Linked DNA regions of Homo sapiens: region 2 is linked to region 1. Evidence: chromatin loops called from intact Hi-C (ENCODE). Cell type or tissue: ovary. All regions are shown on one strand. Links, peaks and the distances in the headings refer to the core of each region. The heading gives the core; the rest is flanking DNA. Region 1 holds the start of LOC105373115 (a long non-coding RNA gene). Region 2 holds the start of ACBD3-AS1 (ACBD3 antisense RNA 1).

Region 1 (16,118 bases), core at 4,361-8,360:
TAAGAGAGAGAACACGAGAGCCAGCAGAGGCCTCTCTGGTCTAAAAGCAGCTGAACTTGGACAGACTTTCGTTCTCTTAAGAACCAAGGACTCCTAGACTGTGCACTACTGAAACGTGGGCAGAATTCTGAACCACACCTGGAAGCCGAGGGGACACACCCCCAGAGGCCTCTTCCCTTCATGGAGAAGCCGCTTAAAGGGCAAGAGGGTTGATTCCAGAGAAGAACAAGTAGCCTCTCAGTTAGTAGTTATTAACATGTGGCTACTTAAATTTAAAGTTAAATTAATCAACATTGATTAAAACTTAAAATTCATTTCCTCAGTCACACTGGTCATATTTCAGATGTTCAATGTCCACATGTAGAGGCTGGTGGCTGCCATACTGGACAATGTAAATAGAGAATATTTTCATCATCTCAGTAAGTTTGATTGGACAGCTCTGAGTTAGAATCAAGGTGGGGATGCATATTAAAAAGATGCAACATCAAAGTGGCTTAAACAAGATAATGATTGTTTTTTGGTTTTTTTTCCTAAAATTTTAGGTCAGTAAAGTAGCTTAATTCCCCAGAGTCATTAGGACTGCCTATGCTCTTGTGGTGGCTACAGAGTCACAGACCCAGGATCCTTTTATCTAGACACTCTGACATTCCTAGGATGCCAGGAAGGGCTGTCTGCATGGCTCAAGTGGTGCACCAGCCAGTGGGAAGAGGGAAGGAGAGAGTGCATCTTTTCCTTTCAAACGCATCCCCTAGACCTGCATAGATCTCTTCCACTTATATCCGCTGGCCTCATCTAACTACAAAAGAGGCTAGGAAACTTTACTCTAAATTAAAGGTTAAATAAATGATCTAAATCACACTTTGGGAGCCTGAGGCAGGAGGATTGCTTGAGCCCAGGAATTCTAGACCTGCCTGAGCAACATAATGAGATCCTGTTTCTACAAAATAAATAAATAAATTAATTAAAACATTAGCCAGGCATGTCCCCTCGGCTTCCAGGTGTGGTTCAGAATTCTGCCCACGTTTCAGTAGTGCACAGTCTAGGAGTCCTTGGTGGCACATAGCTGTAGTCTCAGCTACTCAGGAGGCTGAGGCAGAAGGATCACTTGAGTCCTGGAGGTTAAGGCTGCAGTGAGCCAAGACCGCACAACTACACTCCAGCCTGGGTGACAGAGCGAGATTCTGTCTCAAAGAAAAAAATCTAAATCAAATATTTAAAGCTCATTACTATGGAGGAAGGAGGGAATGGTTGGGGAGGGCGTGTAGCAGTTTCTTCCATGGCAGTTATGTATAGTATATGAATCCGTTTCTGCCAATATTCTCTTTTTTGTCTTCTTTCTCTTTGCTGTCTCTCCTATTTCCTCCCTCTTCCTTTTATCCCACTGACCCCTGCACACACACCCCCACCCCAGGTATCAGGAACCATACCTAGTTCTTTCGCATGCACAGTCTCATGTTATCATCACAAGCACCCTATGAGGTAGGTATTCATTACGCCCATTTTACAGATAAAGACACTGAGGCTTAGAAAAGTTAAATAATGAGCCCTGCCTAGTTCCTAAGAATTGCTGGAGAGATTGGTCCCAAAGGCTTTCTTTCCACATTCACTCAGTTCCCCTTGCTTCTTCCCCTCTGCTTGTCTGAGGCCCATCTCTTCTCTTTGGATTCTCTCCCCAACCTCTCCCTCTGCTCACCTCCTGACTCCCTCCCCTTTCTCCCTGGCTTTTGGCTTTCATTCTTCTTTTCTGTCTCCCAGTGCAACAGGCCAGTCTCACTCAGCCCACTACACGCTGGCCCCACTCAGCTCCTAATAAATCTATGAAGTTGTAATCAATCTATAAATCAGCTCTCCTGATTAAACCTGGTGAGGATTAGGGTTGGGTTTCCCTGTAATTACAGCTGAAGATCTGAACAATAAACCAAATTGACTGGCAGAAAAAACATGAGGTTACCTCCAAACACCCTATCTGTTCTCTCCCATGGTTCATGTGGCCAGGCCCTGACCTCAGATGTCTGGCTCCCTGCAGTCCCCTCCCCAGCCCCAAGACAGAGCGTGTGAGGACCAGAACAGACCTCTAATCTTGGGCTAGAGAACGGGGTCTGTAAGTGGGCAAGGAACCTCCAGAGCTCTAATCGTCCCACTCATGAAAACCCCGTCTCCTCTGGGTCCTGGGTAATGAGGCTCCCTCCTTCAGCTTCATGAGGTTTCTCTCCTTCCACTTGGGTACAGAAGTGGGTGAGGACAGGACTTTCTGAGAGGTGTCAGTCCCCTCACTTGTCTGGAGACTGCCTTTGATTTGGGCTATTTCTGACAGAAACAGAAGGGGACTGCAGGCAGCAGTGAACATGACAGAGGGGACTAAAGATGGTCGGGGAGGCGTTTGCTAAGAAGGACAGAGGATGACAGTGCCCTGGAAACTGAAAATCAATCTCCTCTGCTTCCCCCTCTCCAGAGACTGTGGTGGAGTTGGGACAAGCACCCCTGGTTGAGGCAGGGAGGCTGACTCTTCCTCCCACCCTCCTAAGAATCCTTACTGCCAGGGTTAGGCTTCTGTAGCTTCCTCCCCCAGCCCCTGACTCCACTTCCCTGCAACACACGCCCACACCCAGGGCTGAGCACAGAGGCTGGCACATCCCGGGAGTTCGATCAATGTGAATTGAATTCGCCCACTCATTCAGGCACCAATCAATCTCTGTCTCTCCACGTAAAATTTTTATTATTCAGCTGTCCCAGACATCCCCCAATTCACTGATGTCTTTTCGGAAGCAGTGGGAGTCCCAGAACTGATGACTCTCTAGAAGATGGAGAAGCCAGGAGGAATCCAGAGAGAAACAGGAAAGGGGAGAGAAAAAAGGAGAGAAGTGGACTTGGGGAGAGAAGGAGAGAGACAGCGAGACAGAGAGGCAGAGAGATCATGCCTTTTTCCTTGAAGGTCATCTTTACTAGGCCTCCGAGGTGAGTCATGTGCCATTATACTCCCTACTCTGCAGTTTAACTAAACAAGTCATGAACTAAAAAACAAAACAACAGCAAAAACAAAGCCAATCAAGAAAGCAGGTGCTCTCAGTCCTGGACATCCTCAAATCAGCAAAGATGGGTCCCAAGCAAAGACCCAGTGTCTTCTTAGTGTTCTGTTTCCAAGTCCTTCAGTGACACTTCCTCTGGCTCTAAAAGCGGGAGGCCCAGCCCTGGGACCCCTGACCCAGCTAGCCTGGCTCCAGCTCCCCAGCCCCTCTGTCCCCGCTTCACGAGGCAGCACACTGGGCCCAGGCTGCTTTGGCATCCATTAGTTGCGTGGTCTCATGTTTCCTGTGATGACACATGGGGACATGAAGCTCTGTTATTCTGGCAGGCACCACAGACTGGTCTCTGTTGGCATTTGGTTCCTGGGCGTAGGTTGGTTTCTCACTTATGGCAGTACCTCTGAGGCTTCAGGGGAGGCTCTGGGCTGCCGTGTGGCAAAGGGCTCCCTGAAGGCCCTCAGCCTGTATCCAGGGCAATTCTTTTCGCTCCATGCTCAGCCCCTCCCAGGCCAGTCAGGGGCCGACTCAGAGAGCCCCAGCCATGGCTGTGCCCAGGGAGGTGTGCAGGGCATGGAAACCAAACAACTGAGGACAGGAAGTGTTCGGATCAGGAGTGGCAGTATCACACGGGCTTGGACTCTGACATTCCAGGGAGGGGACCATCCTACTTCTGCCACTCATCAACTTGTGACCTTGGGCAAGAGGCTTAGACTCTCAGAGACTCAGCTTCCACATTTCTAAAATAGGACCTTCTTCGTAAAGTTGATATGAGGACTACATAGAGTGCTTAACACGGTGCCCAACACATGGTAAGTGCTCGATAAATGGGACTATTACCATGATCATTATTATTAACACTTTATAGAAGAGACTGGGACAATTCTTTTGGTACTGAGCCCCTGCAAAATGCAAACACACGAAGCGTAGGTGGTTTATCAGATAAGTTATCTTCTGGGGTGGTGGGAGGAGCAGACATAACCCCCAAATCCTACAAAAGATGGCCCTATTGGGTGGCAAAGTAAGCGGTGATCTAAGCAGAGTGATTAAGAGCCACCTTCCCAGCATCCAGATAGTGAGGACTCACAGCATAATGGCGTTTCAGTCAACAACATACCACACAGAGTAGTACACTGGTCCCTTAAGATTACAATGCCATATTTTTACTGTACCTTTTCTATGTTTAGGTATGTTTAAGTACAAAAATACTTGCCATCATGTTACAATTACCTACAGTATTCAGTACAGTAACATGCTGTACAGGTTAGTAGCCTAGGGGCAATAGGCTATATGCCATATAGCCTAGGTGGCAAACTCAGTGATGTTTGCACAAGGACAAAATCACCCAATGGCACATCTCTCAGAACATAATCCCTGTCATTAAGCAACACTTAACTGTAAACCATTTTTATGATTCACTAGTCATGGACCCCTAACATGTCTCTCCCGGTCACTTCTTTGGAATAAGGCAGAAGCCCCCCAAAGACGATGCAGAGTCCCCTTTGGGGACTTCTTTGATCCAATTATGTCTATCTTGTCTGACAGCTGGGAGAAAATTTGTGTTAGGATAGGACAGAAAACTGAGTTGCTATGAGCAGGTCTGGACTGGAAGAGCTGTGCATGGTAGGGGCAGGTGGCAGGGGTCGCAGGGTGTGGGTCCTCACAAGTGAAGGAAGGGATTAGGGTACTGGGTCCTGAGGTCTCCAAAAGAGGAGTGTGGGAGACGCCCCCCAGGATTCCCGTCCCCTGGCTGTTCACACCCTGTATATCCCCCTCCCCTTGAGCTTAGGTGGGACCTGAGACTTGCTTCTAGCCAATGGACTATGGGAAAAATGAAGGGACTTTCAGAGGTAATTGAGGTCCCAGATTGGTTGATTTTGAGTTCATCTAAAGGGAGATTGTCCTGGGTGCGCCCGACTTAATCAGGCAGGCAGCCCTTAAAGAGAAGGGCCTCCTGAGGGCAGAGACTGTCAGTGATATTATAATACCATATTTTTACTGTACCTTTTCTATGTTTAAGTACAAAAATACCATACTGCCTCATCTCCTGAGGGCAGAAGAAATCAGTGGCCAGGCCTTTGTGGCAGGAAGCTGGCAGCCTAGGACCTGAGGGCAAGCCTCCAGTCAAAGCCAGTAAACAGGGGGACACTCCCCGACCCCATCCCTTGGTACAGTTGCAAGGAAGTGAATGCTGCCAACAGTCTGAGTGAATCTGGGAGTGGATTCTTCCCCAGGTGAGCCTCCAGAGGGGAATACAGCCCAGGGGACTCTGAGCAAGGGATGCAGTGAAGCCGTACAGTCTCTTGACCCAAAAACTGCCATAGAATAATGGGTGTCTTTTCAAGTTGCTAAACTTGTGGCAATCTCTTACAAAGCAATAGAAGACTAATATACGTGTTGAGGGGAGGGTGTCCTGGAACAGGAGGTGGGAGGTGCCGAAGACAGGCTCCAGTTATGGTACACTGGTCTGCTTCTCACTCCAGGAGGCACTGGTTTTGTCCAAAAGATTCCATCCTGACCACCTTGCTGGCCCCACTCTGTTTTTGTCTGGAGGTGGAAAGGGGTCGTGTTTTGGACCTGAAGCCCTAAGAATGCTTGCCTGAAGCTGAGATGGGAGGGTATCCTCCTTCAGCACACCACCAGGATGCCTCACCCTGAGGACGTGCCAGGCGCTCTGGAGCAAAAGGATCCGGGCTCCCAGGCTTGTCCAGAGAGGGTGCTGCCGGGAGTGTAGGGCGAGCTCCAAATCTAGGGGAGCTCTAGATCTTCCAGTCAGACCTGGAGCTGGACTGGTGCCCTCACATTCCCGCAGTGCCCCCAGGAGTGGTCGTCCCAGCGTCCCTGGCTCTGGCTCTGTCATCTGTGGGTGTCTTAGTGCCTTTAGATAGACTGGGGCCACCCCCAGGTAAGAAGGGCCAAGCCCCCTGAAACTGTACCCTGAGACCGCACCTCGGTGCAGGAGCTGACTCTGGCCCCGGCCCCAGCCCTGCCCCACCCTGAGCACCTCCACTGCCCTCCCTCAATAACAAAGGCCTGGAGGGCTGCCTCCCTACCCCCGTCCTCCACCGCTACGCAGGGTCCCCCCTGCAGCAGGGCACTTCGGCTGACTTAATGTCTCTCATGGATAAAATCGCTCTGAGTAGTTTTAAAGCTTTCAATTTTAGCCCTGGAAGCTTTTCCTTAAACAAAAATCTCACAAGAAAACTCAGTCTGCAAGAACGAAAGTGGAGCTGCTCTGATGGAGTGCAAGGTCAGTGGCTTCTCCCCAGACAGCCTCCCTTACCCTCCCCCGCCCCTGCCTCCTCTTTCCCTGGCAGCCCCTGAAGGGCTGTGTGGAGCTGAAGTACTTGTGGGAAGCGTGTTTGGACGGTGCTGACCAGGACCCAGTCACCTTTTCCTGTTTGTTTCCCTCACGGCTGGTTGGGCCAGGAAGTCCCGCCCTCTCAACCCCAGTGCAGCTGTCAATCAACGAGAGCACAAAGAATGTTCCCAATCCGCAGACAGAGTCCCTTCCACAGCTGGGATCTTCTCCACCTGGAGGACTACGTTCTTCGCCCCACCTTGCAAGTGGCTTGACATGAATTTGTTATCTGTGAGACAAATGTTCTTGGCCTGCCTAGGAGAGCTTTAAATAGACTCCGAGTTAAAAGAAAGCTTATCCATTATTTAGTCCAGCTCTTAGCTCGGGCAAGAATTCCTTACACATTCCCACCAAGAGGCAATCTAGATTCTCTCTGAATACTCCCCACAATGGGTGGCTCACTGTCTCACAAAGCAGGTGTCTCACTGTTAGGCAGCTCCTATTAAAATCCAAACCTGCTACCTTGCAGCCCTCATCCACTGGCTCTGCCTCTGGAGCTCAAAGAATAAGTCATGAAGTCGTGGAACTTATACTAAAAGGAATGCAGCTCACCCCAGGCTAGTCTTCTCCTCTCCTGTTCCATTCTCCTTAGAGGGCACTTGTGTAGATTATTATATTGGTGGTCAAGGAAACATGTCACTTAGTATTTGTGGACTGTGTATTCCCCTCTCTCATTGACTCTTGGATCATCCTCATGACTTGCTTTGGCCAATGGGATATTAGCAGGCATGAAGCCTTGGAAGCACTTGCAAATTTGGGCTTGCCCCCTTAGGAAGTTCCTCCTTGGAAGCCAGCTGCCATTGCTGAAGGAAGCTCAAGTTTGGCTACTGAATGGTGCAAGGCCATGTGGAGAGAGGCCCTGGAAAAGGGTAGTCCATTTTTTCCTTATTTTTTTATGTTTAATGTTTGTGGGTACATAGTAGGTGTGTATATCTATGGGGTACATGAGATGTTTTGATACCGGCATGCAATGTGGAATAATCACACCATGGAAAATGGGGTATGAGGAGAGGCCATTTTGGATGTTCCAATCACAGGCAAGCTCCCAGCTGAAGGCAACCACAGGAGTGACCTAAGCAATACACAAGGAACAGAAGGGCTGCGCTGCTAAGCTCAGCCAAACCACAGGATCTTGAGAAATAATAAATTGTTGTTTTAAGCAACTAAATTTTGGAATGGGTTGGTAAACAGTGATAGAGAATTGAAAACTACTGATAGAGTTTTTCTAGGAGCACATTTCTAGGATAATACGGCCAAAATTTTTCATCTCAGATCAGCCATTTACAAAGAGTATAGACAACCTGCCTAAGCCAAGAGATAGCAAACATCTTTACTGGAGATACCGGGAGCTCGGCCACTTAGAATTAAATCAGAAGGAGTCAGTCGGAGATGGGAAGGAGTTAGGAGCCTTTGGCTTGAGCAAGTCAGAGAGCCCCGTTTGAATGACAAATTATATGGAACAGCTTGGCTTTCCTCACAAAATAAAATTATGCTTCAGTTCAAATTTCTTGCCACTTATAAATTACTTTTTATTTTATTGCCCTACAGACCACGTCCAGATCCGTTTGGACGCTATGCTGTTTTTTATATTCCATTCTCCAAAGCTGTGAAGGTACAAATCATGGGCCATCCCAGGTGGTTTGGGGAAGAGATGTTTTTTCTTTCAAAAACAAGGTTTGGGTACATATTTGTGGTAATGACATAGAAATGAAAACATAGCAAGATCAATTGGAGTTTATAATAGCATTCTGCACAGGGAGAAATAGTGTGACATGCTCCTGGATGAGGCTGCCCCAGCCTTCTCCCAGCATTCACTCCATAAGCCTTTATTGAGCACCTACAGTCCCTGCCTTCCAGGCACTCATGTTCAAGGGAGGAGACTGACAGGTGGAGCAGCAGGAGCAATACAGTGTGATAAGGAGGAAGTCTGGGACAAGGAAAGTACCTACAAGAGGCCTGTCTCCTAAAAGAAGCTCTATCTAGGCTGAGAGCAAAAGGGTCAATAGAGCAAGTTGAACAAAGAGAAGGGACATTCATTGATTGCAGAGATTACTAGCTTCTACCCAATATCTATCTATCTCTTTTTCCTGATGATTAGAACATCATTTTATCCTGCTAGGCAATATTTCTAGCTAAAGGGCTACATTTCCCAGACTCCCTTGTAGCTAGCAATGAATAATGGGATATAAATACAAGTTTACAGGGTTTCTTGGAAGGAGTTCTGACTCAACTAGGAGACACAACCAAGTTCCTCTATTTTTCTGCCTGGAATGTGGACTTGATGGCTGGAGTGCCAGCAGCTATTTTGTGTCATAAAGCAAACTTGAGATAGAAACCAACTATAAAGTATGGTAGAGCAGAAAGTTAAGAAGAGCTTGCATCCTGACAACTGTGAAGCTGCTATATCAGCCCTGGAGAGCCACCCTTCTGGCTTCTTTCACATGCCAAATAAATAAATGTCAGATTTAAACTACTTGTTTGTTTTGTTGTTGTTGTAATTTGCAGCTGAACCTAATCCTAACTGATATACCTGCATGTGCCAAGGCCCAGAGGTAAGAGAGCACATGACATATTCCTCAGTCTGCAAATGGTTCCGAGTGGATGGAGCTCAATAAACTGTGTGACAGAGGAGGGGGTGGTGAGTGGGACAAGAAAGGGAAGCAGAGGTGAGCCTGGAGTTCTTGGGCAATGGGGCATAGAGGGAAATCATAATTGCTAGCATTTATGAAGGGCTTTAAACAGCAGATTCTTCTCTCCCTATCCTCCACATCTGGAGAAAGGACAGCCTCCTGTTCCCCAGAGACCTAGGACTAGGGAACAAAATGTCCTAAGTTAAAGGGTGTGTCTCAAAATTGGGGACATGGCCACAGACAACTGTCCTTGGATATGAGAACTGCCTCATGACTTCGCTTAAACTAAATTAAACCTTCTCTGGGTCCCATTTTCCAGCGTGATATCAAAGTCAGCTTCCCTCTCCCAAGGGCTGTGCAAGATTAGAGAGCTGAACTTGTAGAAAACCAGGAAAGGCCTCCAGCCTTCCATCATGGAATTGTTTCTAAGTTGCCTGTTGCCAAGACTGGGATGGTCCACGGGCAGCCCAGATAACCGTGAGAATAGGGATCCCCTTGAGGAGCCCAGGTCCACAGCTCGCTGAGAGTAGCCTCCTCCTGCATCCGCAGGCCACCCCAGCAGAGGTCTGGCGGCTCCCAGATTCCACAAGGAAACATGGCTTGTTCCCTGCCACCCTTGGAAACTCCCAAACCTAACCCTTCACCTTTGCTGGGGAAACCCCTCTTTGCCCCCCTTTTGGGTGGGAGCCTTGTCATTTTCCCCAGTCGAAAGGAATCCAGCTCAATCCTCCTGGGTAAGCCTGAAACACAGAAGAGATTTGCCTCCCACCTTTCCACACTTTCTCCCTGCCCTGGGGAAAGGGATAATGTAAGGAACTTTAAAAAATACTCGTCATCCAACCATCCAACCATCACTGGCAGCAGAGCCCCTGAAAATCATATAGCCTGGAGCAGCTTGTCACAGAAGATAGAGAGGAAACAGTCAAAGACAAATTTGATTTGATAGAGTCGTAAAATGGTCTCAGGAGCCAGGGTGAAGAGGCTCCCGCTGGCCAGAGATGTGAAAATGTGAGTACCAATAAGGACAGTAACAGCAGTGTATTGAAATAGGTCAAATATATATAAATCCATGAGTCTATAATGATACTTTTTTTAAAAGAACCTAACTGGCTATCAGTTGAGGCTATCAATTCATACTAATGAATTAATTCATTGTTTTGATAACTAACATATATAGAAGTAAAAGATCAAGCAAGAGATAAAGACAAAAAGAAACTACTCTGGCCCATGTAAATATATCTCAAGATGTTAAAAAAAAATTAGAAGAGTTCAGCCTGTAATGACTGTAGCAGGAAAAGCAGTGCTTTTTAATGATGCACAAGGGAATGAGAAGTCCTTGCTCTGAGCCTTGGTGGTCCACGGGAGGGTCTACGTGGGCTTGAGCCAGCAGGGTTTCCTAGGACACGGTTCTCCAGAGAAAATGCCCTGGTGAAAACCACAGGCAGAAAAGAATGGGATGAGCCTGGGATGGAATAGCAACAAGAATATCCCAGAAATCATTTTTTTTTTTTTTTGAGACAGAGTCTAGCTCTGTCACCCAGGCTGGAGTGCAGTGGCATGATCTCAGCTCACTGCAACCTCCGCCACCCAGGTCCAAGCAATTCTCCTGCCTCAGCCTCCCAAGTAGCTGGGATTATAGACATGAACCATCACGCCCAGCTAATTTTTGTATTTTTAGTAGAAATAGTGTTTCACCATGTTGGCCAGGCTGGTCTCAAACCCCTGACATCAGGTGATCTACCTGCCTTGGCCTCCCAAAGTGCTGGGATGACAGATGTGAGCCACCGTGCCTGGCCCCACAAAGCATTTGGGCACTTTCCCAGCATTCAGTGAACTATGTGACACAGTGTTCCGTGATGAAAACAAGATGCCACCCCCATGGGAAGGATGAGAACTGAGTCAAGTGATTGAGTTTGGCAGTTTGTAGACTTCAAATCTCCTTCAAAGGACTCAGTTCAGGGCAGTTGTGGGTTGTCCACCAAATCGCAGTCTTAAGGAGTGAAAGGTGGAGCTAGACTGCTGGGAGGGAGAGCCAGGACAGAAAGGTGGGAGAAGGAAAGTTAGCTTGAGGAGGAAGCAGAGGCAAAGAGCTTGTTATGGAAATGATAAGGAAAAGGCCTAGTAGATGAGTCCCAGAAGGCAAGAGAAAGAGGCATGGCTGAGCTGGGCTGGGTGCAGGGAGCACCTGGAGAACAGACCCAGAGATCTCCGCTCCATAATGTGGGGGCAAGCATGCCACATAGCAGCCTGGTCTGCCACTTTCTCTCCCTACTCCCATCTCTATTCAGGGATGGACTAGGGCAGGGTTCAAAGGCCCAGGAGAAAGTCAAGGAGGCTCCCAGGACCTTGCTCCAGAGAAACCAAGAGGCCATCAGGCAGAGCGACGGGGTCTGGGTCACCAGGAACCAGGTGAAGACAAGTAAGGAGGATGGGGAGGAGATATGGAGGAGGATGAGGAGGGAGATGAGGAGGAAGGGGGTGGAGAGACAGAGGAGGAGAGAGGGAAGTGAAGAGGGGGTATGAAGAGAAGGTGGTAGGAGCTGGCAGACACAGAAACGCAGTGTATTTAAGACCTGCTATTTTTGTTTTCCTTTTTTCTTTCCCTTTCTTTTTTTTTTTTTTTTTTTTTTGAGACAGGGTCTCGCTCTGTTGCCCAGGCTGCAGTGTGGTGGCACGATCTCGGCTCACTGCAACCTCCTCCTCCCGGGTTCAAGCGATTCTCCTGCCTCAACCTCCCAAGTACCTGGGACTACAGGTGCATGCCACCACACCCAGCTAATTTTTGTATTTTTAGTAGAGACAGGGTTTCACCATGTTGGCCAGGCTGCTCTCGAACTCCTGACTTCAGGTGATCTGCCCCCTTCAGCCTCCCAAAGTGCTAGGATTACAGGCGTGAGCCACCACACCTGGCCAGGACCTGCTAACATTGAGTGTGGCCCTTTCATTGTGCAGATGAGGAAACTGAGACCCAGAAGAGCAAGTTCTTGGTCATAAAGCCCAGTGATATCGCAGAGGGGCAGGAGAGTGGTGAGAAACACACAAAAATTGTCTTCACACAACTCCCTCAAACCCCCACTCCCAGAAGAAAGAGGCGGAATTATTCCCAGTCCACCCAGGTCAAGTGACTTTGGATGGTGGCACCTGTGGGTGGGCTGAGGAGTCCAGGGTGTGTGGGTGCAGCTCAGTCCTTCAGGGTTAGTCTGTCCTGCCCCGCTTTCCCAAGCTCTCAACTCTGCAGGAAGTTCATGGCTCCACTGCTGCTCGGGGTGTGTGAATCGGGAGAGAAAAGACTTGGAAACCCATGTACACCTGCCCGATGCAGAAAGGACGAGGGTGCCCTTCTTCTACACACAGGTGGGACTTGGGCCTGGCCTCAGGAGGCACAGCTGCCCCTACCCAGGCCTTGGCCACAGTTGCCATGGAAACCGCACTGTAAAGGACTGAATGACCTCAGATTTTGCGTTTCATCTCCCAACATAGGATTTTAGAATGCAGAGAGCAGTTACTGGTCTTCTCTTATTTCAATGCCAGCTGAGCAGCATAGAGGTCCCTGGAGGCCCTTTGAGCTCCTCCTAGCTCACAGGAACAAGTGTGTGGGTCATCTCCCTGAGCCAGCCTCCGCTATGAGCCTTTGCCTTGACCCCTTGATCTATTCTTATTCACTTGGCAACAGTGATTAAGCCACAGGAGGTTGCAGGTGCTGGATCAGGCAACAGGGAAAGGAAGATGAATAGGAGACAGATCCTGACCCAAAGAAGGATGCAGTCGAGTTGGGGAAACAAATACATAAATAAATCATTATAAACCCATGTGGCAAGTACATGGGGCACCCAACGCACAGCAATTTGCTCACTAAAGTAGGTGACAGAGGGGGCAACATTGGGGCGAAGAGCTTGAAGAAAATGGTGACGGTGTGGACGGTTATTAAGGGGAATCATTCAGAGGACCAGGTCAAGTGGTTGCTGAGTGACACCAAATGCCCCGCTGAGGCTGGGCCCCAGGCCAATCTACAGGCCACTTGATTTTTCTCCAGCAGGGCTCAGCTATGAAGGCATATTGTGGGACTGTGGTCAGAAAGTGAAGCATTGGAAGTGAAGATTTCAGAAGAGGAGCTGCTCTGGGAACAAACACAGGGTCCAGCATGTGCCCTGGGAATGGACAGCAGACCAGGAGCCAAGGCAGGAGTCACAGGAATTACAGAGGCACAGGGACTCCCCCTGTGGTAGGACAGCGGTTCCTGCAGACACTGCTGTCCTGGGACTGAAGTGGTTACGGCAGGAGTGGAAAGAAGGTAAGCCACGTTCCAGCCTCTGAGGAATGGATTCCCTTCTCTCAGTCCAGGTCTCCTCATAATGCAGCAGATGATAATACCCAGGACACACTGTGTCCCCTTCCTTCCTCCCGCACTGTCCCTGGCTTACCTCTCAAGATCACTCCAGAGAGAGTCAAGCATTGCATGGGACGCACGTACACCTGGCTTGGGAGTCTTGCCAGCTCAGGGATAAATTTGGACATTGAGCCGTGATTGAATGCTGGTTCTAGTAAGAATTCAGTGTGTGTTATTGCATTAAATAAAATAATGAGAGCTCTTAAAGCAAATCGTAAGGCAGAAAGGCACACTGTGAAGGGGTTGAGTTGAAAGACTTTGCCCTTCCCTTCTCCTTGGGTGAACATGGCAAAGTGCTGTCTCCTTGTGCACAGCTGTCAGCCTTTTCAGATGCTGAGCAGGCATCTAGTCAAGCCATTTCCTGCCAGGACAAATGACAAGCACCCCAAAAGGAGAACTTAGGGGAGCTCCAAGGCTCCTCTTTATAGAGAGCTATGTTGAGTCCTTCTCAATATGGCTCTCCCCAACCACATGACTGCAGCTGAAAGAATAGCCTCAACCCAGCCCTCCCTCTGTACCTCGGCCCCTCCCCAGGCAGGCAGAGTCCCAGGAGGATGAAAGCAGGACTAGCTGTGTCCTTGTGTCCTCCTTAGCAGTGGAGAGGCAAGACTGGTGGGATCTGCTTCAGCTTTGGCACCAGGAGACCTGAATTTAATTCTCAGCCCTACTACTTCCTGCTGTGTGACCTTGAGCAACTCACTCAGCCCCTCTGAGCTTCAGTCTCCTTTTCAGTAAGGCAGGCAATGTGGCATTGTTGTTGAGGGCCAGTGTGGCTTTGTGGTTGAGGGCCAAGCACCAGAGTTATTCTTCTGGATCCCAGATTCTGGTTTTGCCACTTCCTAGCTGATAGCCATGTCCTCCCCAGTTCCAAAGCCCAGCCTTGCAGGCACACACCACAACTACATGGCTGAATGACTGTGGTTGCCAGCAGACTCCTCTCTCCACAGCCACTCTGGGCCCATCCTGGACCAACTGGTCACTAGGTGCCTGGGTGCAGTATCTGGTCCCCCCACCGCCCTTTTCCAATGTTCAGTGGAACTGCTCATGGGCCGCACAGCCTTCCTTTTTCTGTCTTTAGCCACTCACAGATTCTGCCTCGATTTTCATCTTCGTTTGGATCTCATCAAGCTCTCCTAAATTCCTCCTCCTGATTCTGATTTTTCTTTCTTTGGTACCATTTAACCACATGCTTTCATGCGATAGAGCAATTTGTATTCATGCCCCTCTCCACACTGGGCTAATTTAACAGCTCTGTAGAAACACAGGAGTGTAGTTTGCTCATCATCGCCTCCTCCAGAATGCCTTCCACAAAGTGAGGTATCTGTAAGGCAACCACCATGATATGGGATCTTTTTCTCCCGCATTTATAATCATCTTAACTGCTTTATTGAGATATAATTTACATAGCATCCAATGGTTTTTAATAAATTTACAGAGTTGTGCAATCATCACCACAATCCAGTTTTAGAACATTTCCATCACCCCAAAAAGATCCCTTGGGCCCATTTGCAGTCGCTCCCCATTCCAAGTCCCAGCCACAGGCAAGTTTTAATCATTTTTACTAAAAAAAACACATAAGCCCTTATTTCCCCCCAAATGTTTTGCTCTTAGAAGTAAAGCTGCATGAACATTCTTGTAGGGAAACCGTAACACGTATCTATGCTCATTTCTCCCAAACTCACTGAAGATTCAGGGAAGGACCGAGTATCTGACCTGAGCCCCACATTCCACAGGTGACAAGTGCATGGATGAGTGCCACCCCTAAGACCACATAGCCCATAGCAGGGCTGGGACTGGAACCCACCTGCTTCCACTCCCAGCAATGGTCATTTCCGTCACTCTGTCCCTCTACTCAGAGATAAATTCATTAACTGACCTTAATTAATTTAATTTGTTTTTTCTAGCCACTGCTTCTCCCTTCTCACAGCCCTTCCTCAGTGGAAGTGCTAACTGGAATTGAGTGGCTCAGAAACAAATGGCAAAGAAGGAGGTGGAAAAGAAAGAGTTATGAAACTGTACGTCAGGCTTGGAATGGTGGCTTATGCCTGGAATCCCAGCATTGTGGGAGGCTGAGGAGGGAGGATCGCTTAAGCCTAGGAGTTTGAGACCAGTTTGGGCACCATAGTAAGACCCCCATCTCAACAAAACTAAAATTAAAAATTAACCTGGTGTGGTGCTGCACACCTATAGTCCCAGCTACGCAGGAGGACGAAGTGGGAGGATTGCTTGGACCCGGGAGTTCAAGGCTGCAGTGAGCTATGATCACACCACTGCATTTCAGCCTGAGTGATAGACTGAGACCTTGTCTCAAAAAAAAAAGTAGGTGGGGATCACAAGTCATTCCCTCAACTTCTCATGCAAGGAAGGAGCAGTCTCCTCGGCTTCTCTGACTCCACAGGGAAGGTGGGGGGATCTCCTAGGGTCCAGGAACTCACTGTTTGAAACTATTCCTGTCTTTCTTTTCTGGGTCCAGTCAGCCCTTTTCCTCTATTGCATCCTCCAGTGCCATGAACACATTCTTCCAGATGCAGTTATTTGTAAGTAGGAGACTCGGGGGCCAGAAAGCTCAGGGGTGGGATGGGAGTGGGAGATTCTAACACCACCATTCACTAGCTGTGTGACCTTGTCCCTTCCTAACCTTTCTGGGCCTTGGTGTACTCATCTGTAAAGTGGAACCAGAATTGCCTACCTCAAAAAATTATTGTGAGAATTCAATAAAA
Region 2 (16,118 bases), core at 5,355-9,354, 370 kb after region 1:
AGGATGTCGTGGTGTGAGATAGGCAGTCTCTTCCCCTATGGAGCATCTAGTTTAATGGGTAATGCAGATCTATTGCTGAATGTATCACACAAATTTAATTATAATGACAGCAGGTATTATGAAGGAAAAGCTTTTAGTGCTGTGAGCATATATTAGAGGGGATCCTTCAGGGTATAGGAATATCATAATGACTTAAGTAGTTTCTTATGATGGACACATTTCTGTTGCTGTGCAACAATAATTATTCTTGATGTGATTTGTATATTGTGCGATTGATTCCCTATAAGTTTCTGCTAGTAAAGTGTATGTATTTTAAATTTTGATGTATATATCCACATTGTTCTCTAAAAAGGTCATGTCAGTTTTCCCTGGGAGCTAAAGTTTTATTTTTAAACAGGATTCAACGTATAGGGTTCATTCTCTATCTTTGCCTTGTAGGAAGGAGGAAGAGGAGCGAAGGCGGCGTGAAGAGGAAGAAAGAGAACGTCTGCAAAAGGAGGAAGAGAAACGTAGGAGAGAAGAAGAGGAAAGGCTTCGACGGGAGGAAGAGGAAAGGAGACGGATAGAAGAAGAAAGGCTTCGGTTGGAGCAGCAAAAGTAAGTTTATTATGTGGCTTATGTTTTAAAATGAGAAATGGAAAAAAAATAGAATAAAAATAAGAAATGAGCGGGCCAGGTGTGGTGGTTCACGCCTGTAATCCCAGCACTTTGGGAGGCGGAGGCGGGCAGATCACCTGAGGTTGGGAGATCACCTGAGGTTGGGAGATGGAGACTATCCTGGCTAACACAGTGAAACCCTGTTTCTATTAAAAATACAAAAAATTAGCTGGGCGCAGTGGCATATGCCTGTAATCCCACCTACTCAGGAGGCTGAGGCAGGAGAATCTCTTGAACCCAGGAGGTGGAGGTTGCAGTGAGCCGAGATCGCGCCATTGCACTCCAGCCTGGGTAATGAGTGAAACTCCGTCTCAAAAAAAAAAAGGAATGTATTAGAAGGTTTGGGGGTTCACTTGCAGAACCCAGAGATTGGAAGCAGGAGCTGAGGTTGCTTGGTTGCGCTCTCTGTTTCTTGTCTCTGCTTCTCTCAGCTTATGTCTCTGCTTCATCCTTGCTCTCTGCAAATTGTCAACTGTCTGCTTTGGCATATGCAAGGCTGTCCGAGGATTTATTTGGTCTATGTTTCCATGCATCTGACAGAGACTGGCTGGAATCTGTGAGACCCAGTTGCAGTTTCCCAGGACAGAGAATCTTGTTGGTCCAGTCTATGTCAGATATCCATTTATAGTCCTTAGTACAAGATTTGGAGGCTTCAACTATTGCTTACTCAGTAAGGGCTTTGAGACTCAGAGACTGACAGGTTCTTCAAGAGGGAGCTGTGGGTACAAGGAGGCAGTGATTAACACCCATAAAACACTGGGAAGTAAGTCTGAGTTTGTAGGGGTGGCATGGCTTGTAGGTTAAACCAGAGAACATGAGAGTCCATTGATTTCTTCTCATTATTTCTGGGTAGTTCCTCAGAAAAAGGTTTAGTGCTAGCCTCAAACTAATCCAGGCCCTCATTCAACTTTGGAGAAAGACTATGAATGCAGCTCTTTTTTGGGGGAGGTTGTCCTAGGTGGATCGAATGTTGTGCTGTATGTAGGAGTTTGTGAGGCTTTGCTTTGTTATCTATTAATAGATGGCTTTGAGGTCTCTGTTAAGTTGGTCACATAAGTAAGTTAAGAAGCATGTGGTTGCTGGCTGTGGTGGCTCATGCCTGTAATCCCAGCACTTTGGGAGGCCGAGGCGGGCGGATCACTTGATTGAGGTCAGGGGTTTGAAACGAGCCTGGCCAACATGGTGAAACCGTCTTTACTAAAAATATAAAGATTAGCCAGGCGTGGTAGCAGGTGCCTGTAATCCCAGCTACTTGGGAGGCTGAGGCAGGAGAATCGCTTGAACCTAGGAAGTGGAGGTTGCAGTGAGCTGAGATCACGCCACTGCACTCCAGCATGGGTGACAGAGTGAAACTCCGTCTCAAAAAAAAAAAAAAGAAGAAGCATGTGGTTTATCTATAAAAGAATATGAGTATCTCTAAACTAAGCATGCCAAGATATTTTCAGTATTTCCTCTATTAAGACAGGCTTTAAATTAAATGCTGTGGACCCTTAATTTTTCACTGGCTTTATTTATACTTACCAGGGCCACCTGTAACATCTTCCAGCTATTCTTCTGCCTCTTACTGTTTTTTATGTATTTAGGTACAGAAGCCATAGCCAACAGTTAAATACCTCATCTATGTCAGAGATGACAATCCATCATCTTAAAGCATCGTGGTAAATTAGTGTAGCTCTAGAGCCAAACTGCCTGGATTTGCATCAGGCTGTAGCATCTGCTAGCAGTATAGTCTTGGGCAAGTTACTGAACCCTCTGTCAGAGGGTTGTTGTGAGGACTAAATGGGTTAGTATGTGTGAGTACTTTCAACACTGCATGGCACATAGTAAGGGCACAATAAATGTTAATAATTATGATGGTGGTCATGATGATGATGATCATATGCTTATCTTCCATCCCGAATTTTCCTGGAAAATCCTAAGTAAAAAATTAGAGGCCAGGCTTATTTTCTTAAATCTTTCTTCTGGACCCAGAACACATACTAATTGGTGTACATTACTAGCTTAGTTGTTTTTAAGAGTTACAGACTGTAAAAGTAAGTAATAAGGACATTTTATTTTGTCATGAACAATCTCCTGTAGCCAGACTAGTATATATATTTTTAATGTTTTTAGGCAGCAGATAATGGCAGCTTTAAACTCCCAGACTGCCGTGCAGTTCCAGCAGTATGCAGCCCAACAGTATCCAGGGAACTACGAACAGCAGCAAATTCTCATCCGCCAGTTGCAGGAGCAACACTATCAGCAGTACATGCAGCAGTTGTATCAAGTCCAGCTTGCACAGCAACAGGTACGATAGACAACCCTAGAATTCAGCCTTAGAGAGAGTTTTTAGTTTCATTGGAACCCAAGTTCTTTTTTAACAGTCGCAAATGAATTTTGCATTAGTTAGCCTCTAAGGTGTAAAGTAACTTTTGGGTGATCTTTTAGGCAGACTTGAGAATTGCACAGGCAATTGTGAGAGAAAATATGTGTTATCGAAGCAACCGATGATGTTATATTGTCATAAGGGTATTTGGGAGTTGTATGGGTTGAGTGTCTTTACTGTGAGTCTGGCATAGACCCTAATAGTGGTCCTGGAACATGAGGACCTGAGTAACTAGCCATAGTTCAGAGATGTCCTTCAGGCAGTGCATTGTCAGAGGCTTGGACAGCCTCCAGTGGGAGGACTCCCCTGCCCTAAGACCATGGGCTGGTTCTGCAGAGCTAGATTGGGTCCATTTGACTTTGTGTTAGGCACCATAGTTAGGCAGTGCTCATAACAGCACATTGCTATTCCTCCTCCAACTGCCTGCCCCCAAGTATTTTGCTTCCACATAGGAGAGGTTGGTTTAGGTGAAAGAACATGGGACTGGGAGTCTCATAACACTTGGATTCTCTTTGGGCTTTGACATTACCTTGTTTGATCTCAGACAAGTTATTACTGCTCTGATTGTTCTGCTCTTTCTTTCAGTCCGTAACAATAGGATATAAAATCAAAGCACCTGTCCTGTTAACCTCACAGGACTATCAGAGGAGTCAAATGAGAAAAGAGTTACCCTGTGAACGATTTTTGTACTTGTAGAAGACACTAATTTTACATTCATTTTTTACATCTTGTGCAGGCATAAAATACCTCCTTAAACTTAACGTAGCTTAGTTTAACTTACTTAATTTTCACTTATAAAGCAGTTACCACCTGTCAAAAAATCTGAGTGAAGAAAAGTGTTACATTATAGTTGCTCAGCATTTCTTACTGCATGAAATAATCTTTGTTGTTTTTGCCAAACTCTTTAAATTCCTTGAAAATGTGTATTCTTACTAAACAACCTTTTCTCCTGAGTCTTTGGCATCAGTTAGAAGTTAAAAAGCACTGCAAGTTTTTTGTAATCCTGAAGAGGAGGAAAAGATGCCAAACCAGAGTTTATTCAAGATAATAAGTGGTATTTTTGAGAGATTTATTCTCTCTCCTCTGAAGCCTGTTTCTACTTTAGTTTCACTTCCATTTTCCTGCTTCTTTGATAGGCAGTGAGATGATTTTTAATAGCACATACACTCTGTCCTGTTTATAGGTTGCTATCATTTAATGAGAAGAAAGTCAAATAGGACAAAACCGCAAATCTTTGAAACAAAACTAGAAAGCCATAATGGAGGCTGGGCATAGTGGCTCATGCCTTTAATCCCAGCACCTGGGGAAGCCAAGGCCATAATGGTTGCTTGAGGCCAGGAATTTGAGACCAGCCTGGGCAACATAGGGAGACCCCATCTCTTAAAAAAGAAAAAAAAAATTAGCTGGGCATGGTGGTGCACGCCTGTAGTCCCAGTTACTTGGGAGGCTGAGGCGAGAGGATCACTCGAGCTCAGGAGTTTGAGGCTATAGTGAGCTGTGATGGCGCCACTACATTCCAGCCTGGGTGACAGAGTGAGACCCTGTCTCGAGGAAAAAAAAAGCCATAGGCCAGGTGTGGTGGCACATGCCTGTAATCCCAGCACTTTGGGAGGCTGAGGTGGGTGGATCACTTGAGGTTGGGAGTTCGAGAACAGCCTGACCAATATGGAGAAACCCCATCTCTATTAAAAATACAAAATTAGCCTGGCATGTTGGTACACATCTGTAATCTCAGCTACTCGTGAGGCTGAAGCAGGAGAATCACTTGAACCCAGGAGGGGGAGGTTTCGGTGAGCCAAGATTGTGCCATTGCACTCCAGCCTGGGCAACAAAAGAGAAACTCCGTCTCAAAAAAAAAAAAAATCCATAATTGAGATTAGAGTGATCAAACTCAGTTTATCAAATTTATTGGTTGCTTCTGAGAAGAGAAAAGGAAAGAGACTGGGGAAGGAACAAAGGGAACTTTACTCCTATAAAATATTAATTTTTATATAAATAGCAAAATGAACACATTTGTTAATTTTGGGGTGTAGATACATTTGTGGGTGTTTGATACGTTGCTTTTATACCTTTCTGTGCTTTTTTAAACTTCCTAATAACAGGAAGAGAGTATGGAAATATATCATTACAATCTATTACATGTAGTACAATAGATTCATGGTCGGGGGTTCCCAGAGAAAGTTGTTTTTCTGCTAGAGCCTTTCAAGAAAGGATTAGTGGAGATGAGGGACCATTTGAGCTGGGCCTATTGATCATCAAAAATGCTCTTTTGCTTTCCTGTCATGCAGTGAATGTTCTGAGTGTGCTGACTTGTTTTGATTTTAGGTACTTTCTCTGGAAGCTAGTATCCCTTCTAGAAAATTGATGTGGAAATTACTGAAAATCCAGACCTTGGAAGAAGATATCTTAAAATCTTAATTGTGTTATTAACCTATATTAGCAGCAAAGAGAAGCATTGCTATTCATTTAAGTAATTGGCTTGTAAATGATACATTCAATGAAATGTGTGTAGAGATATGCCAAAATATATCATTATCCCTACCCCATGGGATCATAAAGGCTTTTTCCGTGTGTGTGTGTATGTGTGCGTGTGTGTATTTTTTTTCCTGCAGTGAACATATACGTACTTGCTTATTTGTGACAGTGTTTTAGTTTAAAACATTGCTTACATGCCCAAATGCTCATCAACAGTAGAATGGATAGATTTTATCTTTTTATGATGGAATAACTTAAAAGTAATGCAAACAACAAAATACAATTACTTGTGACTCTATAGATGTAGCTTATAAAAGTAATGTTGAGTGAAGGTAGCCAGACATAAAAAAGAATGTATACTATACAACCCATTTCTTTAAAGTTTTAAAATAGGCAAAGCAAATCTATAGTGTTATAAGTCAAATAGTTGTTACCCTTCAGGGCAGGTGCCCAGAAAGGGGTACCAGGGAATATTCTGGATGCAGATACTGTCTTGATCTGAGTATTAGTTACATGGATGTGTTTGATTTATGAAAATTGATCAAGCTGTGTAATTTATCATTTGTACACTTTCTACATGTATGTTGTAATTCAATTTATAGTTCCCCACCAAAGTTACCTAAGTAATACTCAGATATTTGAAGTAGTATCTGTCCATATTGATTTAGAAGAGGAATGTCCCAAAATAGTCCTTTGGATTTAAGATGTTTTTACTGCCATTTTGACTCAGAGGACATTTTGATTTTATATTTATGAATACACATTTCAATCATAACTATATAAACAGTGACAAATTTTCATTGAGAAAATATTTTTAACCTCAAATTGCATCCTGTAAGTCTGTTTGATTCTTAGGTCAGCATTTTACAACACGATTAACAATTTTCAATTTCATTGTGATCATAATTTTTCCCTGAAGTTTTAATTTATTGACTTTTTGGGGTCAATTATGTTAGAATAAATTGTCCATATTTGATTTTTTTATTGCTTTGGGGGCCCATACCAGATTTTGCCAATTATAGCTTCTGCCTTTGTGAATTTTCTTCTGTGACTATTCCCACCAAGTTTAATTTTTCTAATTCAAATTTTGTGTATTTAAAGTTTATCAAGATTTTTTTCTTCCATCAATTTCAAGAGCACATTACTGTGTTCAATTTTTGCCTTTAATAGTTTTATTTTGGGTTGATTATTTCTACTTTTTTTTTTTTTTTTTGAGATGGAGTTTCGCTTTTGTTGCTCAGGCTGGAATGCAATGGCACGATCTCAGGTCACTGCAACCTCCGCCTCCCGAGTTCAAGCGATTCTCCTGCCTCAGCCTCCCAAGTAGCTGGGATTACAGGCGTGTGCTGCCATGCCCAGCTAATTTTGTATTTTTAGTAGAGACGGGGTTTCACCATGTTGGTCAGGCTGGTCTTGAGCTCCTGACCTCAAATGATCCACCCACCTCCGCCTCTCAAAGTGCTGGGATTACAGGTGTGAGCCACTTTGGCTGGCCTTACTTTCATTTTTCCTGGTTAGTTTTTATGGTGATTCTCAGATCACAGAAATGTGAGCCTTAGTTGCAGGTTTTTGTCCACATTAATTTTTATTGATTTTTTATTATTTTTAGCTGTCAGTTTGATATTGTACTAATAATATTCATTATAGACAGGATAAAAACTGATAAAAATTTATTAGTAATTTCTTGAGCATAGCACTTTGGTAGGGCAAAAGCATGGTATCAGATGTACTCCAGGGCAGATGTCTTATTTGCTAGCCTTCCTGGTCAGTGTGTCTTCACTTTCTCTTGGTTTGTAGGCAGCATTACAGAAACAACAGGAAGTAGTAGTGGCTGGGTCTTCCTTGCCTACATCATCAAAAGTGAATGCAACTGTACCAAGTAATATGATGTCAGTTAATGGACAGGCCAAAACACACACTGACAGCTCCGAAAAAGAACTGGAACCAGAAGCTGCAGAAGAAGCCCTGGAGAATGGACCAAAAGGTAGGTTTTGCATATGTGTTTGTCCAGATGTCATAATTCCAAATCTGTGAAAGGCAAAAGTCATGAAGTCAGGTTATAATTAGCTTTTGAGAACAATTACATATTTGTGAGAGTTGAACATTTTTTTACTCTTTTTAGTCTGAATCTAATGCTCTGGTGACTCATAGACCAGTGTAGAAGAGCAAATCAGATGTCTTTGGACACTTTTAAGACAAAAGTTATGTTTTGTCATATATATATATATAAATTATCTATTGCTGCATAACAAATTACAGGCTGGGCGCAGTGGCTCATACCTGTAATCCCAGCACTCTGGGAGGCTGAGGCAGGAAGATCACTTGAGCCCAAGAGTTTGAGGCTGCAGTGAACTATGATTCCGCCTGCCTGGGTGACAAAGCAAGACTGTCTCTCAAAAAAAAAACAAACAAAAATTAATTACACCTAAATTTAGTAGCTTGAAATAACAATAAACATTTATTACTATCTTGTACAGCTTCAGTGGGTCAGGGTTTCAGGAGCAGTTTAGCTGAATGGCTCTGACTTAGGCTCCCTCATGAGATTGCAGTCAAGATGTTGATGCCAGGACTAGAAGATCTGCTTCCAAAATGGTTCCCTCACATGGCTGGCTTTTGGCTGGAAGCTCAATTCCTGGCCCCATGAAGCCTCTCCATAGGGCTTCTTGAGGGTCCTCAAAACAGTTACTGGCTTCCCCTAGCAGAAGTGGCAGTGTCTTTTATGCCTTGACTTTGGAACTCCCACCATATTCTGTTGGTCACACATACCAATCCTTATATATTGTGGGTGGTGACCTCACAAGTGCATGAAGACCCAGAGGTGAGAATCTCTGGGGACCATCTTGGAGGCTGGCTACCATAGAAATAGATATATTTTTGAGACTAATGTATCATGTTGCCTAGAAAATAACTGCATTTTCAAAGCTCTACTAGCTTTCCATGGGCAGCTCATTTGTTCATTCAGCAATTAGTTGAAGGTTTCCTGAGTGCTAGGAGTACAGTGGTGAGGCAAAATAACACACAGAAAATGTAGATTGTAGCTGTGATAAGTACGGTGATGGAGAGAGAGGTACATTATCTTTGAGAGAATGTAAAACAGGGAAGTGTGACCTAGTCAGAGAGGCCACCAGAGGCTTCCCAGAGGAAGGGACAATTGACCTGAGATATCTGAAGCAAGAGGAGTTAACTAAGTAAGGAGGAAGAGGAGAGCATTTCAGTGACAGTGGTCAGGGATGGTGGTATGGTTCATAAGAAATTTGGTTTCAGAGATCTTCCTTGTCTGTTTAGAACAAGTAATAATTGCTTCAGAAAAGGCTTTGAAATCCCTTGGTTTACTGCCCCCTTCCCTTTTTTTTTCTTATCAAGGGATTATACTAGCATCTTCAAATGAGAGAAAATATTTCAAAGGCTCTGTGACTAACTTTGAAAAACTTATTGCATAGTCAAGTGCACATAGGTACTGCTCAGTAACAAGACTTTACCCCTTTTTCTCAGTCCCTAGTGGTTCTAATCCTGTCCGAGTTTTTGTTTCTTTGAGCTCCTTTAGAATAGCCCCTAGAACTTTGGGATAGTTGGAGGTGAAGAATTTTTCAACAGACAGGCTGAAGTCAAAGTCCAGCTTTCTTTGTTCACATCCACAAGAGTAATTTATTCCTAAAGCCAGAATCTCTCTTCCTTGCTAGAATATTTCCCTCACTCCAGCTGGGGCCTTCCCAAGGTCATTCTTGAATCCCCATAGAGGGAGTGTTGAAAAAAATTCGTTTCTAAAATTGTGGGCTGCCATTGTTACTTGAAGAAGTACGATGACCTCTGAGTGCCTGCAACATTGTTAAACATAGTAATCTGGAGAGACTCCCATGGGGAGGCTTTTTTATTCCTCCAAGTCCTTGATCTAAGCTAGACCATATTGTACTTGGTGCCTGAGTACAACTGATCAGGTAGTGCTATGAAAATGTGGCTACCTGCAGGGTGAAGGCTCTTTTTCTTTAGCTTTTTAATACCTATTGCCTTTAGAATCTCTTCCAGTAATAGCAGCTCCATCCATGTGGACACGACCTCAGATCAAAGACTTCAAAGAGAAGATTCAGCAGGATGCAGATTCCGTGATTACAGTGGGCCGAGGAGAAGTGGTCACTGTTCGAGTACCCACCCATGAAGAAGGATCATATCTCTTTTGGGAATTTGCCACAGACAATTATGACATTGGGTTTGGGGTGTATTTTGAATGGACAGACTCTCCAAACACTGCTGTCAGCGTGCATGTCAGTGAGTCCAGCGATGACGACGAGGAGGAAGAAGGTAGAACCCTTGGTCCATATTCAGTAGCTGCTGGGTTGTGTGTTGGCAGAAATGGTACATAGTTCAGGTGTCACCCAGCCTTATGCTTCCTGACTAACACTTCATGGTTAGGGAACACTTTCTTCATTAGTGGGACCTTGGGCTGAAAATGTTATGAGGCCAGGCTCCTGTAGGGGACTGGGGCCTAAACCTGAATTTTTCTGAATGCCAGGAAAATCTATTTGGCAATTTGCTATTTTACTCCTTTCTGAATACTATTTTACTTCTAACCGTGTGTGTTGAAAAGCCAAATATGCAAGATTACTTCAAAAAAAATTTTTTTTTTTTTGAGACAGAGTCTCACTCTGTCACCCAGGCTGGAGTGCAGTGGCATGATCTCTGCTCACAGTAGTCTCGGCCTCTTAGGTTCAAGCGATTCTCCTGCCTCAGCCTCCTGAGTAGCTGGGATTACAGGCACGCACCACTGTGCCCGGCTAATTTTTTGTATTTTTAGTAGAGACGAGGTTTCACCATGTTGGTCAGGCTGGTCTCGAACTCCTGACCTTGTGATCCACCCGCCTCGGCCTCCCAAAGTGCTGGGATTACAGGCGTGAGCCACAGCACCCGACCCACTTTGAAAAATTTTAAAGGAGCAAGTAAGAATTCCTGTCAACCCTGGCATTTATTTAAATTTATATTGTTGATATTAGCATTTTAGGTCATTATTCTAAAATTTTTTATGTAAATACAGAAACTCACCAGAATAGTCCACTTAAAAAAATTTCAATTATTTTTCCATTTGGAAATCCCTATTTTGCTAGAGTGGAATTTTTTTACTTCCTCTGAATAAGTAGACAAAATTGGGTGTTTTAAAGGACAGTCTAAAATATCTTGGTCTAAGAAATAGGTTATAAATGTATTGCTTTTTGAGAAGAGGGTCTCTTTATTTTTGTTACCCAGGAAAGTTAGAATGTAGGGTTTGTTTATATACACTTAATAAGCACTTAATTTATTTGTTGACTTGATTGAAAGTGATATGGAATGCATGCCCTGTGAGAATGGAAAAGCACCATGTCTCAGTTCTTCCAGACTAACTGACCTTTCAGGTGGCTTGTAAACAGACTGCTTGTTCTTGAAGAGGGTTGGCAATGTTGCTTTACAGATTACAGTGGGATAAAGTTAAAAAGATATTATTGAAAGTACATGGAATAAGCCTGAAAGTTCTATCAACTTGTGAAGTACAGAGTTGTCCAATCATATTACCATACCATGCAACACCCTGGGGCCTCTGGGGCTATCTACAGAAACATACACTGCAGGTGTGCCATACATTTCTTGAAATTAAGTTTAATATTCAATTTAACAGTTAATATTTAATGCTAATCAAAAGATAATCCAAAGATAATTCCGTATCATTATCTACATGAACCATCAGAGTATCCCAGAAATTTCAGTACATCTTGCAGATTGACTTTTACCCCAGAAGCAGATTTAAAATCCTTCATTATACCACAGGTCCAGATTCTAGCTGGTAAATATGGAAGCATGAGCTGCTTTGTCTTACACGGCATTTTGTTTTCATCAGTCTTTATTCCTGAGTACCACCAGCAAGGCAAAGCATTGCTCATAAATAATACTGACTGAGACAGAAAGAAAAAATGTAAGATTGAAAAAGCCTGGGCCGGACGCGGTGGCTCACGCCTGTAATCCCAACACTTTGGGAGGCCGAGGTGGGTGGATCACAAGGTCAGGAGTTCGAGACCAGTCTGGCCAACATGGTGAAGCCCTGTCTCTACTAAAAATATAAAAATTAGCCGAGCGTGGTGGTGGGTGCCTGTAATCCCAGCTACTCGGGAGGCTGAGGCAGGAGAATCACTTGAACCTGGGAGGCAGAGGTTGCAGTGAGCCGAGATCACACCACTGCACTCCAGCCTGGGCAACAGAGCGAGACTCCGTCTCAAAAATAAAAAAAAGAAAAAGCCTGTCTGGGCATGGTATCTCATGACTGTAATCTCAGCTTTTGGGGAGGCCAAGTAAGGAAGATCTCTTGAGGCCAGAAGTTTAAGACCAGTCTGGGCAACCCGTTTTGTAGAGTGACACCACATCTCGACAAAAAAAATTTTTTTTTAGTTAGGTGGGTGTGGTGGCATGTACCTGTAGTCCCAGGTACATGGGAGGCTGAGGCAAGAGGATTGCTTGAGTCCAGGAATTCGAGGCTGTAGTGAGCTATATGATCACACCACTGCATTCCAGCCCGAGCGACAGAGCTAGGCCCTCCCTCTAAAAAAAAAAAAAAAAAATTAAAAAAAATAAAAAGCAGTTAGAGAGCAGGACTGTAGCAGATTAGCCAGGGGGCACTACTGTTTTCTCATGTGACCTTCAACAACATCAGAACCTGTTCTGTCCTTTCTGTTGCATCACAGGGACTCATTAAAGTCAGACTGTCTGCAGATGTCTGGGAAGGAAAGTTTTTTGTATGCATACAAATTACTGTACTTACAAAGAGCTTTGTGAGGCCAGGCACGGTGGCCCCTGCCTGTAATCTCAGCACTTTGGGAGGCCAAAGCGGATGGATTGCTAGAGCTCAGGAGTTCAAGACCAGCCTGGGCAACATGATGAAACCCTGTCTCTACCAAAAATACAAAAAACTAGCTGGGTGTGATGGTGTGCACCTGTAGTCCCAGCTACTTGGGAGGCTGAGGTGGGAAAATTGCTTGAGCCCAGGAGGTAGAGGTTGCAGTGAGCTGAGATCAAGTCACTTCACTCCAGCCTGGGCCACAGAGCCAGACCCCATCTCAAAAAAAAAAAAAAAAAAAAAAAAAAAAAGATGGCTGGGCGCAGTGGCTGACACCTGTAATCCCAGCACTTTGGGAGCCTGAGGTGGGTGAATCACCTGAGGTCAGGAGTTCAAGACCAGCCTGGCCAACATGGTGAAACCCCATCTCTACTAAAAGTACAAAAATTAGCCAGGCATGGTGGCACATGCCTGTAATCCCAGCTACTTGGGAGACTGAGGCAGGAGAATCGCTTGAACCCGGGAGGTGGAGATTGCAGTGAGCTGAGATCGTGCCATTGCACTCCAGCCTGGGCGACAGAGCCAGACTCCGTCTCAAAAAAAAAAAAAAATGAAAGAGCTTTGTGAATAAGAATTCTCTGTTCAGAAGTTGGTTGAGGTAATGTATTTCTCCTGGCTTGCCTATTAGAGAGCTTCTAAAAGGTGGTTACTGCCTAGTCTGAACCCTCAGCTGATGATAGTTTTGGGGTTATATTGGTGTTGGGAAGATCACTAGTGAAAATGGCAGGGGTTCATTTCTAGAGGTAAGAACCTTAATATCCTTGATCTTAGTTCTAATATGTCCCTCAAATGAAAGATGGCATTCCCTGTACTTGTACCATTCCTAATCATAAAATGATTTGCAGCTAAAACATTTTAGCCTCACAGCAGTGAAGCTTTATCATTCCTAAGAATTGTTCATTACATGAGCGTCACTTCATCCCATTTAAAGATTTAGCTCACAAATTGTATTTGTCCATATGCCTTAGAAGCTACTGTCCTACCGTGTCTTGTATTTCATATGGTAGAAGAGTCTGAGTTTTTTGGGTTTTGGTTTGGTTTTTCTTCCTTAGGTCTTGAAAGGTAGACAGAGGAGTTTGCTTTCTCTGAAGAAGCATGGATGGTAACACATCCTCCTGTTTTAATTCTCCATTTTCTTCATTGTTTACAGGTCCTAAACCTTGGCTTAAATTCATAAAAGATGCCTTTTCATCTATCCCAGTAATCTTTAGTTTTATAGATTTAAAACAAAATTTGAGTCTTGAATCAATGGACCAGTCTATTTCTTGGATGTCAACAATAGTGTACATTTTGGATGGTTCTGTATTTCTCATTTGCATGTGAAACATGCTTAATTATAGGTATTTCTGTGGTTAAGTAAATCTGGTTTTGACCTACCTTTATAAGAGTGCCATCTGCTTTTTTAAAATAAACTTTTAATTTTAGAATAGTTTTAGATTTACAGAAAAGTTACAAAGATAGCACAAAGAGTACCCATATACCCTGCACCAAGTTCCCTCTGTTGTTAGCATCTTACATTGTACTGTGGTGCACTCATCACAGCTAATGAAACAATATTGATACATTGATTCATTAATTAACTAAAGTCCATATTTATTCAGATGTTTTTAGTTTTTACCTAATGTTCCAAGATCCTTTCCAGGATGCCACATTATAGTCAGTCATCATATCTCCTTAATCTGCTATAGACGGTGAGAATTTCTCAAACTTACCTTGTTTTAAATTCCTGATAGTGGCCATTGACAAGCATCACTCAGTGTGTTGCCAGAATTCACTCTGCCATGTTATAAACCTGAAAATCCATGCCTGTAGTCCCAGTCTCTTAAACAAACAAACAAACAAAAACAACAACCATAAACCCGAAAGTCTTGTCTTCTGTGCTGAATACTCCCTTGACCTCTTTGAGCTGGTTTGTATTAAATATGTTAAACTGTGACTTCGAAGCTGGTTCATAATTTTCTCATTCCTGTAGGTTTCTAGAGGCATTTTTTTTCCTAACCTCATAGCATTACAGTTCAAAAAACTCTTAACCGGGGCAAACCTTTCAGAGCCCATTTTTTGCCACTTAGATCATCTCTGGGTTAAATTGGCCTAGTGAAAATAATTGAATTTTCAGAGTATCTCTGAATGCCTATCTCTCTACTATGATTTTTTCATTTTACTGCTTATATTTAAGATATACAGAAAGCAATAGTCCTCACAAATCATCTTCCATCTTTCTAAAATGGGGAGGACTCATATTGGTCAGAAGGAGGATGATGAGAGCAACATTTTCATGTTACTCAGATGAGTGAAATTCCTGAGGATGAATTAGGAATTGAATGGCTATGGAAAGGGGAAAATGGGACCTTGAAATAGGAATGGTAGTAAGCACAGAAAGAGATAGGATGCTGACCACTGCTACCACTAGATGTTCATCACTGGGCTCCCAGGGCTCAGAACAGGGTTTGGTGTATAGCACATACTTAGGTATTTGAATGAATGAGTGAATGAATGAATGAATGAACGAACTAATAAATGCTCACATGCACATAACTTGTTAAATGGTTCAACAGAATTCCCAACAAGAGCAGTTTCTCAAAGAAAGGATAGGCTGGGCACGGTGGCTCACGCCTGTAATCCCAGCACTTTGGGAGGCCGAGGCAGGTGGGTCACAAGGTCAGGAGATTGAGACAATCCTGGCCAACATGGTGAAAGTCCATGTCTACTAAAAATACAAAAATTACCTGGATGTAGTGGTGCACGCCTGTAATCCCAGCTACTTGGGAAGCTGAGGCAGGAGAATCGCTTGCACCCAGGAGGTGGAGGTTGCAATGAGCTGAGATCACGCCGCTGCACTCCATCCTGGGTGACAGAGCAAGACTCTGTCTCCAGAAAAAAAAGAAAGGATAGATTTTAATTGCCTGATGCAAGTGTGGTTTTCCTGAATCTGTTCATTGACTTGTCTCTGTTCTTACAGAAAACATCGGTTGTGAAGAGAAAGCCAAAAAGAATGCCAACAAGCCTTTGCTGGATGAGATTGTGCCTGTGTACCGACGGGACTGTCATGAGGAGGTGTATGCTGGCAGCCATCAATATCCAGGGAGAGGAGTCTATCTCCTCAAGTTTGACAACTCCTACTCTTTGTGGCGGTCAAAATCAGTCTACTACAGAGTCTATTATACTAGATAAAAATGTTGTTACAAAGTCTGGAGTCTAGGGTTGGGCAGAAGATGACATTTAATTTGGAAATTTCTTTTTACTTTTGTGGAGCATTAGAGTCACAGTTTACCTTATTGATATTGGTCTGATGGTTTGTGAACTCTTGCTGGGAATCAAAATTTCCTTGAGACTCTTTAGCATTCATACTTTGGGGTTAAAGGAGATTCCTCAGACTCATCCAGCCCTTGGGTGCTGACCAGCAGAGTCACTAGTGGATGCTGAAGTTACATGAGCTACATGTTAAATATTTAAAGTCTCCAAAATAAAACACCCCAACGTTGACCTTACCCGGCTGATGGTTAGCCCCTTGCTGCCTGCTCCATGTGTCTTATGAGAGCCCGTAGTTACAGTGTCCTCTAATTTGAAATCCATAAGTTAACAAGTCTATATCAGGTGCAGCTGGCTTTGATTAAAGGCCATTTTTAAAACTTAAAAACTCAACACCTCACAGATTATAATAGAAAAAGAAATGGCCTCAGTTTGATCTCGTTCAGAATGACCCAGATTGTTTCTGCTTTGGGTGCAGCTGTTTAGTTCAGAGTTATATTACAGAGAATTATTTTCTGAGAT

The links. Peaks named below come from ENCODE experiments on the same cell type or tissue, not always from the same donor. Only the 100,000 strongest peaks of a DNase experiment are listed, where the experiment ranks them.
Region 2: a loop joins it to region 1, with 4 times the contacts of the local background. A loop is called at or near these places in 1 of 110 quality-filtered maps.

What each region holds. Positions count from the first base shown.
Region 1 is chr1:226,517,297-226,533,414 of GRCh38, reverse strand. LOC105373115 (a long non-coding RNA gene) reads left to right here and starts at 12,615. Exons shown (of 3, transcript XR_949221.2): 1 at 12,615-13,302. RefSeq lists enhancers at 11,767-12,459, 12,460-13,154. In ovary, for the core only: no CTCF peak of the experiment used is centred there; a DNase peak (open chromatin) is centred at 6,414; H3K4me3 peaks cover 622 bases; H3K27ac peaks cover 522 bases.
Region 2 is chr1:226,146,010-226,162,127 of GRCh38, reverse strand. ACBD3 (acyl-CoA binding domain containing 3) reads left to right here. Exons shown (of 8, transcript NM_022735.4): 4 at 439-597; 5 at 2,770-2,944; 6 at 7,295-7,481; 7 at 9,509-9,793; 8 at 15,307-16,118. The coding sequence ends at 15,518. It overlaps ACBD3-AS1 (ACBD3 antisense RNA 1), which reads right to left and starts at 14,125. Exons shown (of 2, transcript NR_146443.1): 1 at 14,060-14,125; 2 at 7,151-7,525. It also overlaps the pseudogene LOC124904586. In ovary, for the core only: no CTCF peak of the experiment used is centred there; no DNase peak of the experiment used is centred there.